Regions from separate parts of the Homo sapiens genome. Here region 1 is linked to region 2. Evidence: read pairs that join two places in POLR2A ChIA-PET (ENCODE). Cell type or tissue: PC-9. All regions are shown on one strand. Region 1 overlaps SPOCK2 (SPARC (osteonectin), cwcv and kazal like domains proteoglycan 2). Region 2 overlaps ASCC1 (activating signal cointegrator 1 complex subunit 1).

The links. Peaks named below come from ENCODE experiments on the same cell type or tissue, not always from the same donor. Only the 100,000 strongest peaks of a DNase experiment are listed, where the experiment ranks them.
Region 1: POLR2A ChIA-PET joins it to region 2 with 17 read pairs; 6 of 35 experiments call an interaction of 5 or more read pairs at or near these places.

The regions. Positions count from the first base shown.
Region 1 is chr10:72,077,779-72,082,778 of GRCh38, reverse strand. The region is part of intron 1 of SPOCK2 (SPARC (osteonectin), cwcv and kazal like domains proteoglycan 2); the gene reads left to right. Among named protein-coding and RNA genes, the nearest start is that of SPOCK2, 8.3 kb to the left of the region's middle. RefSeq lists an enhancer at 1,218-2,002. In PC-9, no CTCF peak of the experiment used is centred here; DNase peaks (open chromatin) are centred at 628 and 2,008; H3K4me3 peaks cover 1,045 bases; H3K27ac peaks cover 4,045 bases.
Region 2 is chr10:72,154,513-72,159,512 of GRCh38, reverse strand. The region is part of intron 6 of ASCC1 (activating signal cointegrator 1 complex subunit 1); the gene reads left to right. Among named protein-coding and RNA genes, the nearest start is that of ANAPC16, 59 kb to the left of the region's middle. In PC-9, no CTCF peak of the experiment used is centred here; no DNase peak of the experiment used is centred here.

The sequences.
Region 1 (5,000 bases), 77 kb after region 2:
GGACTCAAGCGATCCTCCCACCTCAGCCTCCCAAGTAGCTGGGATCACAGGCACACACCACCATGCCTGGCTAATTTTTGTATTTTTTGTAGACAGGGGGTTTCACCATGTTGCCCTTGCTGGTCTTGAACTCCTGGACTCAAGCAATCCACCCCCCTCCGCCTCCCAAAGTGCTAGGATTACAGACATGAGCCACTGTGCCAGCCTCTAGCCTCTTATTCAGACCCCAATCTCATCATGAGGGCCCTACCCTGATGGCTTATCTAAACTGAATCCCTCCCCCAAGGCCCCGCCTCCTAATCGACTCCCATTGGAGGTCAGGATTTCAGCATATGGGTCTGGGGGGGACACAGATATGCAGTCCACAACCCCGTCTCTGCGCGTCTCCTTGCAGGAGCAATGTGGGTCTTCTAAGAGCCGTGGATGGGAAAAATGTATGCCCAGGCCTATGCCTGCATACACAGTTTAGATACCACTGTGCCCAGCCTCAGTGTGCAGACCTGGCCCGGCTGTGGCTCTTGAAGTGTGCCAGCCTCTGACCGCCCAAGGGCTTGGCCAGCATCCAGTTGCAGGTGTGGCTCCTTCCTTGGGGTTCCTGCAGCATTTATTGGCCATAACTCATTTGGCACAGGTTGGATGCTGCCTCATAGCATCACTTACACTGCGGGCTGTATCTTCAGAGTCCTTCTGCTGGTATTTGTAATGTGTGTTTGTCACATTCCTCCCATCGTGATCCCCTGAGGAGTGGGTCTGGGAACAGTCAGCCTTGTGTACCTTACCACCCCATCCCCAGAGCATTGCATGGGGTGTTTGGCACACAGTAGGTGCTCAATGTAAACGTGTGCACTGTGGCATGTTAGAGCCAGACAGGATCTCATCCAGCCCGTTCTCTGCACCCCTCCCTCCCCTCTCCAAGTAGCCCTGCTGTGGGTTCAAGTAAAGAGGGGCTGGGGCGCTGGTCTGATTGTGTGGGTGATTTGGGGAGATCTCTTCCTCTTCCGGAACCCCAAAAGGTTGGGACAAACACAGCAACAAGCCCAGCTCCCTGAATTTCAGTGATTCATTTGTGGGATAAAGGAGTGAATGATAAAGTGAAGGACGACTGTCCCCGCGTCTCCCTGTCCTTCAGCCCTCCGTGCCTATCCCTGGCTACAGCCAGTCTCCCACTTTATCCTGTGGAGAGGGTGCTCTGAGCCTCTTCCCCACTCCCACACCATATTATGCCCACAGAGTGGGCCAGCCACCTGTCAGACATGTGGATGGTGGAGACAGGGCTCCCTCGGGTAGAGAACAGATTCTGTAGGGTGGGGCGTCCAGCCCCCTCCTGCTGTCTTCCCCAACACCTGCCAGTCGGTCAAGGCTGCCCTGTATAGAAGGACAAGCCAGGCCCAGCTGGTGTCTTACCTCTGCCTGGATGCAAACAGCTCGCTCCTTCCCTGACCCCTTGTCCCCTGGCACAGGGCAGAGGACGCGAAGTCTCTGAAATCGTTCGGGCTCCTATTCCGCTCATCTCCAAGTTCTCAGTTTGGAAGAACTGGGGGAGCAGAATCCTGGAGACTCAGAAGCACTGAGCCCCACATTTCACAGGTGAAGAAACAGGGCCAGAGAAAGGGCAGGCACCTGCAACCCCACTCCTCTTGTGGCCTGGGGCTCTTCCCCTGCACCACGGCCTGTGGCTCAGCTCCAGCCCTGGGGTCTTCCTCAGACCTCCCTGGGCTTGAATTCTGACCCCCACCCCCATGTTCCAGGAGGGAAGCCAGGGTCCTGAGGCAGCTCAGAACATAGCCCCGGGCCCCTCACACCTCCCGCTGTTCTCTGCCCTTTATGGACTATTGGGGCCACCGCCCGGAGCAGGGACCAAGGACTAGGGCAGCCACCAAGATGCCACTGGACCAGCAGGGAGGTCAGGGCCCGGGCAGCAGGTGGGTGTTGGCGCAGGCATACCTGAGCCCAGGCCCAGCCCGGCTCCTGGCATGCAGGGAGTGATGATATGCACATTTTTGTCCTCCAAGGAAATTCCTCTGAGGGCAGAGGAGGTGGGAGGCCAGAGTCTTCTAGATGCCTGTCTCCTTCTGTTTATCCAGGCCTATCACAGCCTCTGCCGCCCCCTCCAAGAGAGGCTCAAGTATTTAATGACTGGCCCCTCTGCCCCCCACTTCCCAGCCACCCCCACCCCCTCACAGGGACACTGCCTCCCCAGGTGCCCTCTCCCAGGTGTGTGATGGGGTGTTAATCCTCAGCGGAGGAGGATCCCAGGTGTCCCCACTGGGCCCCACCTTGCTCTTTTCTGAGTCCTTCTGTCTGTGCCCTGTGGCTATTTCCAGGGAGGGCAGGAGGAGGCCACAGAGGCAAGCTTCTCTCCAGTCCTGGGCCTTCTTCAGTGGACTGGCCTCCATCACAGGCCCCGTTGCCTGAGGAATGAGGCCAAAATAATGGCAGATACAGGGCCTCTCAGAGGCTGAGCCAGGCCTGGCCCACTTCCATTTTTAGAGATTCTTGATCTATTAAAAAATGAAGAAATGCCGTAACAGGGTTAGGGAAATTGTGGTGTATTCAGTCTTATGATGACTGTCTTCTTTCCGTCCTGTCGCTGTGCCTCTGGCTGTGTGTCCTCAAGTGGAGACAATGTCAGATGTCCATATTGAGACCCCTTGTAACACTGAGACCCTACAGAACCTCTGCCCAGTCCTGTCCCTAGGCTCCCCGGGTGTGTGCCAGAGAACCCGGGGTTCAGGTGTCCTGTCTTGTGTCTTTTGAAAGTATGGAGCTTCAGTTCACAAAGTCCCCTTGCAGACATGATTGCCTGGGTTCTTCTGCAGCTCAGAGGGGAAGGCAAGGGGGTCATCCTTATTTTACAGCCAAGGAAGCCAGTCCAGCAAGGGAAGCGACTCACTTGCTGGCAGTCAGTGGCAAGGCCAAGCAGGAGCCCAGGCCCCTGAGTCCTTGGTGGTGAGGGGTGTAGGGGGTGAGGTCTCTCTGTCACACTGTGCTGCAAAGAAGCAGGTGGATCTTGACCCCATAAGCCAGGGTCTGGAGGGCTGCTCTTCTTTGCTGATTCGCTGCTAGGTCCCAAGCTTCATACCAGATGGAGAAGCTGGGAGAGATTGGGTTAATTCAAGCTGTGAAGTGAGCGGGTGATTTGGGTGCTAATTAAAATGACAGGAAGTAAACAGCACTTGGAAACACCCAGCATGTGCCCCCTAAGCCTGACTAGGCCTGCGCACTCACTGCTGTCTCCCCCAGCTTGGCTCAGTGGGCACCGTCTCCATGGCAACTGAGCTGAGCTGCAGAGATCAAAGCTGAAGATGGGTTAGCTCCAAACCAGCTGAACCAGGGGTCATGTGAAGGGGTTTCTGAAAAATGCCTGGAGAACGGGGGCCCCCAGGTGTCTTCCCCTTCCACCACCAGACCCTCCTCTCCTGGCTGCAAAACTCCCTGCCTAGGACTTGAAGCAGAGTTGGTGTGGTAGGAGAAACCACCTGTGGGCTGGGATTGGGCCTCCTGGGACCCACCCCTGGCCTAGGACTTTTTTCATCAGCTAACATTTATGGAGTGCTGGTTAGGGGCACGGATTCTGGAATCACAGTTCTGGGTGCAGCACTCTTCTCCTGTGCAATTGCTGTGTGACCCTGCCTAAGTCACTTAACCTCTCTGAGCCTCAATTTTATCATCTGAGACATGGAGATAATAATAGTAATGTTTCTTAGAGCTGTTGTGAAGAGGAAACAAGCCAATGAATGTGAAGTGTTTAGCATAATGCTTGCCACGTGGTAATTGCTATAAAGATGTCAGCTATTGTTAGGAGTGTGTATTACTAGGTACTAGATGTTGGGCATAGAGAGAAGAAATTTACATGGTCTCTGCTCTCAAGGAACTGGCTATTTAACTAGGGCGGAGTGAGGCAGAGGCGACATTGCCTGGTGTCACTGGAACAATGGTAGACTTCTGTGAGGCACAGCTGGCCTGAAGGATAAGGAGTGGGGCTCGGGAAGATGATGGCTGAGCTGGGTTTTGGGAGATGAGTAGAAATTCTGGGGCTGATGTGAACTTGCATTCTGGATGGAGACAGCTGTGCTGGGGTTTGGCCATGCTGGAACCTTGCAGGAAGGACCTGGAGCTGGGGTAGCCAGGGAGAGATCAAGAGAAGATGGAATTTCTTCTGTAGGTGACTGGGAACCCGTGAAAGGCTTTCAAAATATAATACTTATTATATTTTTTATTATTTTTAAAATTTATTTTATTTTTATTATTTATTTCTTTATTTTTTTGAGACGGAGTCTCACTCTGTCGCCCAGGCTGGAGTGCAGTGGCGTGATCTTGGCTCACTACAAGCTCTGCCTACCGGGTTCACGCCATTCTCCTGTCTCAGCCTCCCGAGTAGCTGGGACTACAGGCGCCCGCCATCACACACGGCTATTTTTGTATTTTTAGTAGAGATGGGGTTTTACCGTGTTATCCAGGGTGCTCGATCTCCTGACCTCGTGATCCGCCCGCCTTGGCCTCCCAAAGTGCTGGGATTACAGGTGTGAGCCACCGCGCCTGGCCTATTATTTATATTTATTATGATTATGATTATGTTTTTTCTCTTTATTACAAAGTAATATATGTTCATTGCAGAAATTTTGGGGAAAGTTGGAGAAAAGCAGAAAGATGTCAGAATTCTCTGTATTCCTACCCAGCAGTGGAAATGACTGTTACCATTTTGGTATAAATCCTTTTCACCTACTCACTTTCTTTTTCCCCAAAATGAGATCAAACTGTATATTCAGTTTCAAAGAGAGAGAGACCGGGTCAGAATTGTGTTTTGGAAGGATCCGGGTGGCCGCAGCCGTGTGGAAGACAGTGGGAGGAGGGAGACCCTCAGGAGGCGCTGCAGTTTTTCGGGTTGGGGTGGTCCTGGCCGGTGGGTGTAGGGCAGGGAGGGCAAGCGAGAGGGATTCGGGAGGGGAAGGGGCAGGACAGTCTTTGGGTTGGTGAGGGTGGCACGGTAAGCGTGCTCC
Region 2 (5,000 bases):
CCATTGGGATAATCCTGCTAAGAAAAAATTTAAAGGTAGATAAAATATTTTGTTTAGAGAAGTACTTGTTCTTTTTACCTTATGAAAATCAGGTCACAGGTTTTTAATCACTGAAGGTTTATCCTAAGCTATGCAAAGATTTAGCTGAGTTCCTCCCTTTTATGTTTCTTGGTGCCTTTTGTGACTAAATGCCAAATCTCAGCCCTTTAAGCATGTCAGAGTTAGTGTGCCTGGGGAATAAAGAGCAGTTTTAATAGTTCCTCAGAATTTTTGACATGACAGTATGAAAACAGTAATTGTAGTTTTTCAAATTCAGCAAAGCTTTTGAAATAGGACAAAGTTACCCTGCCAAAAATCTGCAGTGCATGCAAAAATTTGTTTAAAGATGCTCTTTTTAAAAAGCTGGAAAGATGTGGAACCAGCGAGTAAAATAAAGCAAGCCTCCCCAACCTTCTTCTCCTGATTTCTCCCATCACATGCATTTGTTTAAAAAGTGCAAAACTGATTTACTTCTGAGAAGAGACTACTTCTTAAAAAAACAAAAAGGGTACTTCTGTTAAATCTCTGGTAAGTAAATCAGTAAATTGGATCATCGAATTTTTTCTTGCTCTTTGACCTTAGTCTTTGTGCTTGGTGTACTTAGAAAAAATGTCCATAAATAATGGCATTTCTAACCTGAACCTTTTATGGTGTAGTGGTCCCAAATTAAAATATGAAAGGAAAACACTGAAAAATGAACAGACCTGTACATAGTGTGCTGTAGTTTAATTTGATGGTTTTTAAAATGGGAGTATTGAAATAAATGTGGCTATGTTGGAATTTGATTTAAACTGTGGAGCTGTATGGCTATATTGAAGAAATGAGTAGTTGAGTATTCATTTTAAATTTGGGGGTAGTTTTTTAATTTGAAGGATGCTATGAGACCAAAAACAGGAGTTTTGTTTCAATTTTTCAGTGAAAGGCTCTTGTAGCTCTATAGATTTTGAATGAATTATTCAGTGTTTAGTAAATTCGGAAGCTCCGGCTGTGTCCCTGGTGACTTTCCTTTGTGAGATGTAGGACACAGACCGTGCACTGGCTCTGAGTACGGAGTCTGACAAATGTGCAGCTCTTCTTCAGTCACAGCAGCACCCTCCTGTGCCTCAGTGTTTCCAGCAGGCCTGACGTCAAACCAAAGAAGTTTAAAGGGACTAGAAAGAGGAGAGAAAATACGCGTGAACAAACATTAATGCCTGATTATTGCCTCACGTGTCATCAGTTGGAAAGTAATTTGCTTACTGGTGTCCCAGATGTAATTGTTTGGCCACTAAGACAAAGAGTGTTTATCGGGCAAACCATCGGATTTCTATCCTGCTCTTTCATCTCCCTCTTGATAAATCTCAGGGGTGGGTTGAAACAGTTTGTGTTTCTGCTCATAAAGCAGGCTTTGGATCCTGTTTCATTGTTTCTAATTTTTTTTCTTCTTAGTACCCCATCTAATTCCAAGTATTTGAGGTAGTTAAGAGTGAGGACATGTATACAAAAGAAATGTTACAGTCAGAGATTTAGAAACCATAAGGATGGTATAGGGAGAAAATTCTATCTGAAAGTCAAGGTAAGGTAATAATTGTACTTGAGCATTAAAGTTTGGTACTATTTTCTGACACCAGTGTACTTGAACTAAATTACAAAAAGAAATACACCACTTAGTATAGTTCTTGTCTGATAAAAAGCAGTATGACAATTTTTTTTATAGTTTAAAAAAATTTTCAGTTGTGGTAAAATACAACATAAAATTTGCCATCATAACCATTTTAAGTGCATAGTTCAGTAGTGTTAAGTACACTCAGGTTGTTGTGAAGCCAACCCCAGTATAACAGTTTTTTCAGGAGAGTAACCTTTTCTGGTTCTCGATCCATCAAAAGTTTGTCATGTAAATCTTAATAAAGAATGCTGAATGATGATTGACAGTGTCTTTAACAGGAATTTTGCAGAAGATAAAAACATTGTTCATATGGGTCTTTCTTCTGTTGACCTTAGAAATTGCAGATATAACATTAAATATAACCCATTAAAAACATTTTAGTGGGAATCTAAGCCAATGGTGTGGTGATGCTTTCTGGTGATATAACTATGCAGGGTGAGAGCTTTAAAAATGTCGGAGGATGTGTATTTAGTGTGAAACTTTTTTTCAAACAAACTTTTTTGACTTCATTTTGATAGGATTCAGTGGCAATCTTTCAAATCGAATTCTTTGGCTAGTACTTGGAATGAAGATACATTGTGTATTGATGGAAGCTACATACCTCAGATGACAGTTCAGAGCTTGGCTTGTGTTTTGAAACATTTCACTTCTTATTAGAGGTGGCTATAGGAAGACTTATTATGATCAAGGCTGTAATTTTTCTTAATTAGAAAAAGTATCTGGGCCGGGCGCAGTGGCTCATGCCTGTAACCCAAGCACTTTGGGAGGCCAAGCTGGAAGGATTGCTTGAGCCCAGGAGTTTGAGACCACCCTGGGCAACATGGAAAGAAAAGTGTCCGCCTAAAATAGTTGAGTTACTAGTTTCACACTGAGAGAAGTTTTGGTCTTATGCAATAATAAGGCCTTGAAGTGTTAAGGGAATCTTTACTACTAGGATTCCTAGGCTACAAAGAGCATCCCCATGACCTGGGTTCAATGTCAAGACAACTTTTTCCTTTTTTTCCAGCTGTCTTTTGATTGATCCTAAAATCCTTTTTTTTTTCTTTTTTTTTTTTTTGAGATGGAGTCTTATTCTGTCGCCCAGGCTGGAGTGCAGTGGCGAGATCTCTGCTCACTGCAAGCTCCGCCCCCTGGGTTCGCGCCATTCTCCTGCCTCAGCCTCCTGAGTAGCCGGGACTACAGGCGCCCGCCACCACGCCCGGCTAGTTTTTTGTATATTTAGTAGAGATGGGGTTTCACCGTCTTTCAGCATGTTAGCCAGGATGGTCTCGATCTCCTGACCTCATGATCCACCCGCCTTAGCCTCCCGAAGTTCTGGGATTACAGGCGTGAGCCACCGCACCCGGCCAAATCCTTTTGTTTTTAAGGCAGTACCACATTTTTACTTAATGACAATATAGCATGTGTATTATGCTGTTCTTGCATTATTGCTATAAAGAAATACCAGAGACTGGGTAACTTATAAAGAAAAGAGGTTTAATCGGCTCACAGTTCTGCAGGATTGCAAGAAGCATGCTCGGCTTCTCGGGAGGCCTCAGAAAGCTTCAATTATGGCAGAAGGTGAAGGGGATCAAGCACATCACATAGCAGAAGCAGGAACAAGCAACAGAGAGTGGCAGGGGAGGTGCCACACACTTTGAAACAAGTAGATTTTGTGTGAACTCAGAGTGAGAGCTCATTTATCACCAAGGGGATGGCCCAAGCCATTGACAAGAGATCTGTCCCCATGATCCCAACACCTCCCACTAGGCCCCACCTCCAACATTAGGGATTACAATTCAACAGGAGACTTGGGCAGGGACAAATATCCAAACTATTTAATATATCAGCCTGTGACCATATTCTTCTCAAAATTGTCCAGAACAGCTTCCCCCTTAAAACATCCATTTAATGTTTGCCAGAGATTTATTGAACACCCATTTTGTATAAGTCATGGTGTGAGATTTTGAGGATATAGATGTGGATAAGATGGAGAAAGTGCCTATCCCCTTGGGGTTTGGAGAAGGCTGCGCAGTGAGCTGATTTTTAATTGGGTTTCAGCATGGCACAACAAGGCCTTTTCTGGTTGCAGTACAAGTTTCTTTATTAAGGGGTCCAGGAAGAAAACAGGATGGTGGGGTTTTACTTAACACAAAGGTAATACGTGTTAATTTTAGGAAAACCAGTAATTACAGATACACAAAAATAAAATATCATTTTGTAATCTTACCACTAAAAAATAATTACCATTAGCACTTTGGATATGTATATGTATGTTTTTCCTTTGAGGTGTAATTTACTTACACTAAAAATGCACAGATCTTAGGTGTAGTTGATGAGCTTTGACCAATGTCTATACCTGTGCAACCTCACCCAAATCAAGACGTGGAACATTGCCATCACCCCATGAGGGTCCCTCATGCCTTTTTCCAGTGAATTCACTTCTCCCAGAAGCAACCTCTGTTCTGATTTCTATTACATAGATTTGGTGGTTTGTTTTTAAATGTCCCATAAATAGAATTATTTAGTATATACACTTTTGTGTTTGGTTTATTTTGGATATTTTTTAAAATTTTAACTTGTTAATGGATAATACATTTACATAGTTCAAAAAGTTGCAAAGGATACGCAGTGCAGTTTCTCTACCACTGAAATTCATCAGCCACCTGCTTTCCTCTCTAGAGGCAACCAGTGTACCACTTTCTCTGTATCCTTCCAGGGATTTTATAGATGTATGAACAAATATATATAACATATTTTTTATACCTCCATCTTTTGTACAAGTAGCATAGCATGCACATTGTTGTAAACCTTTTTTAAAACTTAGAAATATAACTTATTATATCAGTTTTATATATCATTTTATATCAGTTTTTAATGTTTTTTATATTGTTTTATATCAGTACCTAAAAGCTTCCTTAGTCACATGTATAGTTTATTTATTGCTCTTAGTATTATAATTTATCTAATCAGTACCATGTTATTTGACTTTTAGTCTGTTGCCAATCTTTTGGTACTCAAAACAAAACTTTATGCCTCATTTAAAACCCTATGCATAGGCCAAGTGCAGTGGCTCACGCCTGTAATCCCAGCACTTTGGGAGGCCAAGGCAGGCAGATGTCTTCAGCCCAGGAGTTCAAGACCAGCCTGGGCAACATGGCAAAACCTAGTCTCTACTAAAAGTATAAAAATTAGCCAGACATGGTGGCACATGTTTATAATTCCAGCTACTTGGGAGGCTGAGGCACAAGAATTGCTTGAACCTGGGAGGTGGAGGTTGCAATGAGCCAAGATCACGCCACTGCACTCTAGCCTGGGTGACAGAGTGTGGCCCTGT